2 separate regions of the Homo sapiens genome follow, and region 2 is linked to region 1. A link is a loop called in an ENCODE intact Hi-C map of the cell type or tissue named here. Cell type or tissue: MCF 10A. All regions are shown on one strand.

The links. Hi-C counts contacts between places; a loop is a spot of excess contacts. Peaks named below come from ENCODE experiments on the same cell type or tissue, not always from the same donor. Only the 100,000 strongest peaks of a DNase experiment are listed, where the experiment ranks them.
Region 2: it touches region 1 in a loop (7-fold over the local background); 3 of 110 quality-filtered maps call a loop at or near these places.

The regions. Positions count from the first base shown.
Region 1 is chr20:14,053,131-14,057,130 of GRCh38, reverse strand. The region is part of intron 2 of MACROD2 (mono-ADP ribosylhydrolase 2); the gene reads right to left. Among named protein-coding and RNA genes, the nearest start is that of MACROD2, 60 kb to the right of the region's middle. In MCF 10A, a CTCF peak has its summit at 1,792 (motif pointing right); a DNase peak (open chromatin) is centred at 1,800.
Region 2 is chr20:12,968,198-12,972,197 of GRCh38, reverse strand. No RefSeq gene overlaps it. Among named protein-coding and RNA genes, the nearest start is that of LINC01722, 18 kb to the right of the region's middle. In MCF 10A, a CTCF peak has its summit at 1,733 (motif pointing left); a DNase peak (open chromatin) is centred at 1,727.

The DNA.
Region 1 (4,000 bases):
TACTTTTCACATTTAGATCTTCAATCAAATGTGCATGGTGGGAAGCAGGGATCAAGTTTCATTGTTTTTCCCATTTGGATATCCACATGATAAGCAATGTTTAATGAAAAGATTGAATATTTTTAATTGATGAAGAATAAAATATATTATGAAGATATCAATCACAAACTTCTAAGAATCAAATAATGTAGCAATAAAACGTTAAAAAACAATGAGAAAAATGACAAACACACAACAGTAATACAAAACTTTAATAAAATTATCATAAATACATGATAGCTGAAGCACATAAAAAAAAAAAGAGATCTGAATAAATATATAAAACTGTATACCCTTCAGAGGACTCACCTTCTTTGTCAGTGCTTGGGGCACATTTTAAATACTGATCTTATATGTATCACCAAAAAAGATTTTAATTCTCAAAAACCAGAAACTGTACATTCCTTATTCTCTGATTATATTATACTAAAAATGGAAAATAACAATTGTAAACACATACATTTCATCATTTTTAAATACCCTCTTAAGTAACTTTTAGATCAATGAGGAAATTGCAGCTACATTTTATTGAAAATCTAGAAAATAACAAAAACAGCATCTTCTATTATATGGCATTTACTCAAATCTGTAATTTAGAAGCAAATTTAGAGTAATAAAAGCTTTTGCACAAAAAGAAAAATGGAAGTACTAAGTTGTTAGAAAAACCTGGAAGACAAAAAAAACAGGTAAAATTATTTTTTCAGTTAGCAAGCAGAAGAATAAAATTCAAAGGGCCATTGCTTTAAAAAAACAATAAAATACATATATACCTCCAATCTAATTACAATCTAAAAACAGACAACACAAGACATAACATAAATGTAATGATAAAGGGGGTTTTGTCACATATGGAAGTCAAATATCATAAGAAAATTCTATACATAAGTGTTTGCTAATAATTTTTTTAAACTGAACAAAACAGACAATTCTTAAGGAAAACACAAATTATCATATTATCCAAAACCTGAGAAGACCAATAACTATAGAATAAACTGAAAAAGTCATGAAATAAATACCTCTATGAAAGGTCATGGGTAAAATCTAATTATATCATATATTACCCATTTACAATCTGCATAATCAATCAATCAACAGAAATGTCGGTAACACAGTCTGGGGTTCTTATTAAAAACTGGCATCCATTAATTCATTTACTCATTCAACAAATATATATCCAATGAGGACCCTGTGTGTACTGGCCTCTGCTAAATACCAGATACAAATATGTACAAGCCAAACATGATACCTGACCTCTAGAAGTTATAGAACACAAACAAGTAAACAGGTAATTACAACAAATTGAGATGTTATATAAGAGGAGAAGGGACAGGTTTAAAAAAAAAAAAAACAGTACTGATCCCTACTCTCAGCAATGTTGGGGAGAAGAGGGTGGAAGAGACAGCTGGTATATGTTGAATGCCTGCTCTTTGCTGTCTGTGTCAGGTGCCACAAAAAGACATTCTCATTCATTCCCAGTAAGAACTCTGGACAGGTAACTTGCCCTATGCCCAGACTGGTAAATGGACAAGTTTTAAGGATTCATAGTCAAATGTGTATATATATGTATTTTTTTTTTTTTTTTTTGCTCCTGAAACTTCTGATCTTTCCCTAATGCCATTAAAGGAGAATAAGAATAACTAATGGAAGAGCAATAAAAGAGAACACCAAACAAAGGCTGTGGCAAAGGATCAGTAGAGTCAAAAGAGAAAGACTGTAACAGGCTTACAAGTTAATTAATGCATTTTTGGAAATCGATCACTAGAGGGCGGCATTGCAAAGACTATGAATAACAAGTCACAAAAAAAAGAACCAGAGTAAAACTATAAAGAACGCCAATGTGTTTAATCCATTTGTAAGTACTTTTTAGAATGCTTAAAACATTATTTCATGTTTAAGACAAAATAAACGCATGTTTTTCTTTCTTAACCTGAAATGTGTAGAAAATATTTCCTTGGAGTTTCACAAAACAAAGACTACTGTAACATAGTAGATGAGTAAGTCCATAAATACAAAATCTAATTTTATAAACTAGCTTTGGTACAGCAGCTTCTCAGTTTGAAAATAATCATATCGACCTTTATGTTTTCTTTTGTCAACATACTAATATTAACAAAATTAACCCATATAGAACTATTTTCAGAAAGGCAGTCTATAAATAATTATATCATAGAGTCAGGAACCTGAACTTTGAGAAAGTGCCTTTAAATGAAAGGCAAAGACAGATAAATAATTCTTCTAAAATAAAATCACTGCCTGCATGTTCTCATCTCTGAGTACTTCACAATCCAGAGTTTTCTGGCCCCATTGAAATTGTTCTGGACAAATTTACCAGTGGCAATTCTTTACCAAATCTGAAGGATTCCTTGCACTTTTTATGTTTCTACACCTCTCTGTGACATCTGACACAACTGAACATTCTTCTTTAGTGAAACACTAATTTCTTGCATCCAGCATAACCCTCACCATTATACTTTTACTCTATTGGCTCCCTCCCTGGCCACTTTTAAAGTTTAAAAACTTCAAACCTTCTTAAACTTGGGGAGTTTAAAACTCAGCCCTTTTCTATCACATCTTTTCTTTAAACAAATCTTCATTACATGGAGCACTTGCCAAATCTCATTCTCCAGCCAACTTCTCATAACTGTGTGCTAGCTACCTCTGCTTATCTCTGCAGCTCCTCTTCTACCATCCAGCCTTCTACTCTAAGATGTTGCTACAGTAAATGGTCTACAACTTGCACTCAGCTGGAAACTCCCCTCTTGGAGCTCCCCCATCCACCTGCTTTTGGAATTCCTCCTCATCCTTATACATCTTGCTAAATTGTCATACACTCTACAAGTTTCCCCAGTATTCTCCAGGAATCATTCCCATCCTGGTAGCTTTCACTATTGGGTGGATCATACTAGATTCCAAATACTCATTTGGTTTTATTTCCCCACTCAATGTGGTGGGGGAGGCAGAAAAGTAAACAACCAATTACAATAAGTGCTTTAGATAATCCTGAAAGAGTACGATTACATACTAAAAAAATTAAAAACTAAATTTAAAAACCACCCACACAAACCAATTCGCAAGATGGTTTCTATATAACATAGTTACACTCTTAATTTCCAAGTATTAATTTACCGTTTAGGATCAGGGTTTATACCAACACCAAGCTCAACATTTAATAGAAAAAAATCAATATCCTTAATATTACAACATATTTACTATTTAAAAATTTTTATTTTGACATATGCACTAATATAAGGTCTGTTAAAATCTCAAGGAAAAGAGAAAATCATGATTACGCATCACAAAAAGCACAGTTATTTAAGTGTAAAAAATAAAATTTAAGTTCCATCACGCTATCTATGGGAAACAAAATTGAGAAAATTGACCACAATATGAATAGAAATCACCATACTTCATCTTGAAAAATTAGTATTTATTGACAAAAACCCACAATAGTTGGTTTTGAGCACTAAAGAATTTTAAAGTGGAAGTGAAGTACCTTACAAAGCTCTCGTGATAAACACACTGTACTTTTTAGGTTTGGGCAGATGCTATACATTTTCATTCATCCTTGGATGAAATGGAAGCAAAAGTACCTTCATTCACAGAGGACAAAGAGCAGCTCGGATTGTGAGAAGAGTTTATGACAACTGCCCACAGCAGAGACATAATTCCTAGGACTGAAGCACTAGCTGTTTTTCCACATTAAAAGAAGACCAGCGTTTTTCCATCAAGACCCACAAAATTCAATCATTCCTTAATTTACTCCCTTTTCAGTTTTCTACCTTCATTCACTCTAGGAAGGTCTCTTAGAGTTACATATACAACAAAAATACATATTTCTATCACCCTTTTTGTCTGTTTGCCTTCTCTCAAACAGTATTTCTTTTTCCTTCTTCAAAACAGACTTTTCTCAAAGGAGTCTTCAATGAGTCTTTCTTGATTCAAAATGGACTGGAAGACAAGG
Region 2 (4,000 bases), 1.1 Mb after region 1:
TGGAGCTGGAGGCCATTATCCTTAGCAAACTAACAGGAATAGAAAACCAAATTCTGCATGTTCTCATGTAAAAGAGGGAGCTAAATGATGAGAACACATTGACACAAAGAGGGGAAAAATAGACACTGGGGCCTACCTGAGGGTGAAGGGTTGGAGGAGGGAGAGGAGCAGAAAAATATAACTATTGGGTACTAGGTTTAGTACCTGGGCTAAGAAATAACCTGTACAATAAACCCCCATGACACAAGTTTACCTATATAACAGACATGCACATGTACCCCTGAACCTAAAATAAAATTTTTTTTAAAAAAGAAAAAATAATACATTACACCCATCATAGAAGAGTGAATGGTGGAGGTGATCATTTATTTTGGACTTTTATTACTGGTTCCATTCAAACCTAGAAATGCAGCTCAGTTCTGTCCTGGACATTCACTGTCTTTGTTCCTACTAATAGCTACCTGTATTTCCAATTCTGACTATGTAGTTTTAACCAGGAGGCCAAAGGCACATGGCAGCTCTAAATGATTGAAGCGGATGATTTGAGAGTCTGTCGTAGCCTACTGGAAGAGGGAGTTTATACTTTTTCAAGGAAGTTTTTTGTTTGTATAAATTTCCACAGAGATTATTTAAAACTAGTTATTTAGAAAGTTTTCAGGCCCATTTACCAGATACCACTTTGTATCAAATGCAGAAGTAGTAAAGGGAATTTTTTCAAAAGGAAAGAATGAAAGAAAAAAACAGGACTCTAGAATCAGACAGACTTGTGTTTCTGTCTCACTCATTCATTCTAAGACCCTGAACGAGTTTCTGAATACTTTCTGAGCTCAAATTTTCCTCATTTATCAAGTGAAGGTGATAGCAACTTCACTGTCTTGTGACAATTAGATGAAAAAAAGTAAGTACTCAAAATAGGTTAGAGTTTTCCTCTTTTCTCTAGTACTGCACACTGATCCACAAGTCCAACTTTGTTCTTTCTAATAACTGTTATCAGTGTAAAATGTAAAAGATGTTGAGGAGGACATTCATCATCGCTCCATCTTGATGACAATGAACCAAACCTAAGGACAAAGTGAGTTAAATGCCAACCTTCTAAAAAGGGCTGCAAACCACTGGGTCCAGTCCCTGCCCTGGGCTGGCCACGAGGAGACACATCCTCTGTACTATCCCTAAAGGTCTCTGCAGTCCCCTTCCCAGCATGTGAAAGAATAGAGAGAAGTGGGGGGTTCACAGGAAGAGTGAGTTTCAACCTGATGAAGCAAGAGTTCATGGCAAAGATGCCTTCTCATCTCTAAAGCCACGTGATGGGAATCCCTCATAAGGCTGGGGGTGCCTGGGAAAAGGAAAGGTAGGATCTCATTCCCAAATGGACATCTCCGAAGGCATGCAGGATTACTCACCTGCCCCAGAGCATAACTGAGGAAGGGGAGAAAGGATGGGACAGGAGAGAGAGCAAGGACCAATGGTGGAGATCCGTGTACACCCACACTTGGAATGCAGTTCCCTGGGTGGTGTCACAGAAAGGAGCCAGTTTGGGTTATCCTGTGAAATCTTCACTGAAGATGGCTGAGAACAGGCATGAAGAGCTCCCAGGGCAAGCAGCTGCTGTGGTCTCTGTACCTAATCCTGAGGGGTCGTGAGCTTCTCAGACTTTTTCTTGGTCATAAAAGTGAAAAAATGTAGTTGTTTCAAGGGCCAGGAAAATTCAAAATGACTAAGCTTAGGCTGACATCTTGTGGCTCAGCCTGAAATAGGTGCTTCACTAAGAAATTATTTGTCAAGACTGGCAAAGAGAGGTGGCCTGCGAACAGAGAAAAAGACATCAAAACCCACTTATTATTTTGGACAATATGATGCTATCCTTTAATGTATTTTAAAGGATATCTGTGAGAAACAGAATATTTAACTACAGATTTAAATTTATTTTTGGCTAATACACATGGCCTAGACAATTACTGAAAAAACGACTTATTCTGCTTCCAATCCATTTCCAGCATGAGAGGTCCCCTTTCCTTTGCTGTCCAGTGGTCTACAAGCTGACCCCTCTGTGATGTCAGCAGGTATTCTGAGAACCCTGAGGAGTGCTGGAATGTTCCATGTGCCCATCTGTGCCCTCAACACATCATGCTCCAGACTGAGGCGCCATCTATCTCCTTCTTCAGGTCTGTGACCCCTCCTTTTTTTTTTTTTTTTTTTTTTTGAGATAGATTCCCATCACCCAGGCTGGAGTGTAGTGGTATGATCTTGGCTCACTCTGCCTCCCAGGTTCAAGAAATTCTCCTGCCTCAGCCTCCTGAGTAGCTGGGGTTACAGGCATGCACCACCTCACCAGCTAATTTTTGTATTTTTAGTAGAGACAGGGTTTCACCATGTTGGCCAGGCTGGTCTCGAACTCCTGGCCTCAAGTGATCTGCCCACTTTGGCCTCCCAAAATGCTGGGATTACAGGTGTGAGCCACTGCTCCTGGGCCTTCTGACCCCTTCTTCACACCATAATTATTTGCCAGGTCTGACCCACAGACCCTGGCTGAATGACAGATGAACAAATGCACTCAGACACAGGTATCTAGTGAAAGAGTGGGCTAGGAGACCAGGGCCACCCACAGACCCCAAAGAGGGTACTGTAAAGAGTCAGCAGCTGTGGCCCTGACCAGCTGGCACTGCGGGCATTTATTCAGTGTAGATTTAATGACAAAGGCCTTGAGTCAATACACTTGTGGGTAATTGCGTGGATGATTAAAGGCCCGGTTTCTGGAGATATGAGTAAACAACCTATTCTGATAAACTCCCCTGCATTCCTTTGTACCTACTTCTCGCCCTTTGCCCCAGGGTAAGAACTGCTCATTCTTCCCCGAAGCTTTGCAAAACCCCCATGGCCTTCCAAGAAGGTTTGCGTTTTTCCTACAGTTTCTCCCACCACCCTGACCAATCTCCTACAATTATTCTCTCTGGTCTGTTTTGCCAAAGAATGTGGATAAGAAGATTCCTTTAAGCTCAGTTCCAAAATGGCTATGAATTAGACACTGCTGGTACTTGAAAATAACGTAAGGAATGTAAGTACAATGTGCAAAACAGAAGCTCACAGATACAATCCCAGCTTCTCCTTGTTAAAAGAATTCCTCAGCTGCCATTTATCTCTGATTTCTCTTTGGGCACAGCTGCTAGAACACTGAAAACCTGCTGGTTTTCACATTTGTGTCCCGAAAAGAGTCCAAGTTTTTAATGTTCTCCAGAGTGAAAGAGCCCCAAGTCCTGCCTCTGGTTATTGCCAGAGGAAGGAAAACATCACTTTGCACTTTTTATTAACCTCTGCAAGGATGCACCATCCACAACCATGCCGTACGCATTTTAAGAACATTCTGATGCATTTGAATTTAGAGATTTTTGACAATATTCAGAGTTTCCCAAAGGATAATGGGCTCCTATTTGATTTACATCTCATGATGAAAGTGGTTCACAAAGAAGGTTCTTCTCAAAGCCGCGAGTCTAGCTCAAACTCCTAGTTTCAGTTTTTACTTTCAGACTTACATGAAAGGTATGTTTCAAAATGAAAGATTATTTTTTGATCTCACTGTATCACTATACACTGGTGGCAAATAGTTTAGCCTTTGTCAGCCTCCAAATGAAGACAGCAAAACTTACTTCATTTTGTGAGGATCAAATGAGATCATTTATGTGAAAACATCTTTAAACAATAAAGGATCATATAAACATGAATGTCTGCTGACTTTTTAAAAAAATCTTCTTAACTCAATGCTTCCGAAGCTAGTAAATTAGAGTTCTTTAGTTACAATGCATGGTTCTGCATAAATGCAGGAATATTGGGTGAAATGCTAAAATTACTCTTCATGCAACTTACTACTTTATTTGTGTATGTTGGGATTAATATTTTGAGACATATTGACACATTTTTCTCTTTTCTGTTTTTAACTATATTGCCTTCTCCATAGTCAGCCTGAAGCATCCATTGCCTTGGGAAGATTGGTGAAGTGGAGAGTAGG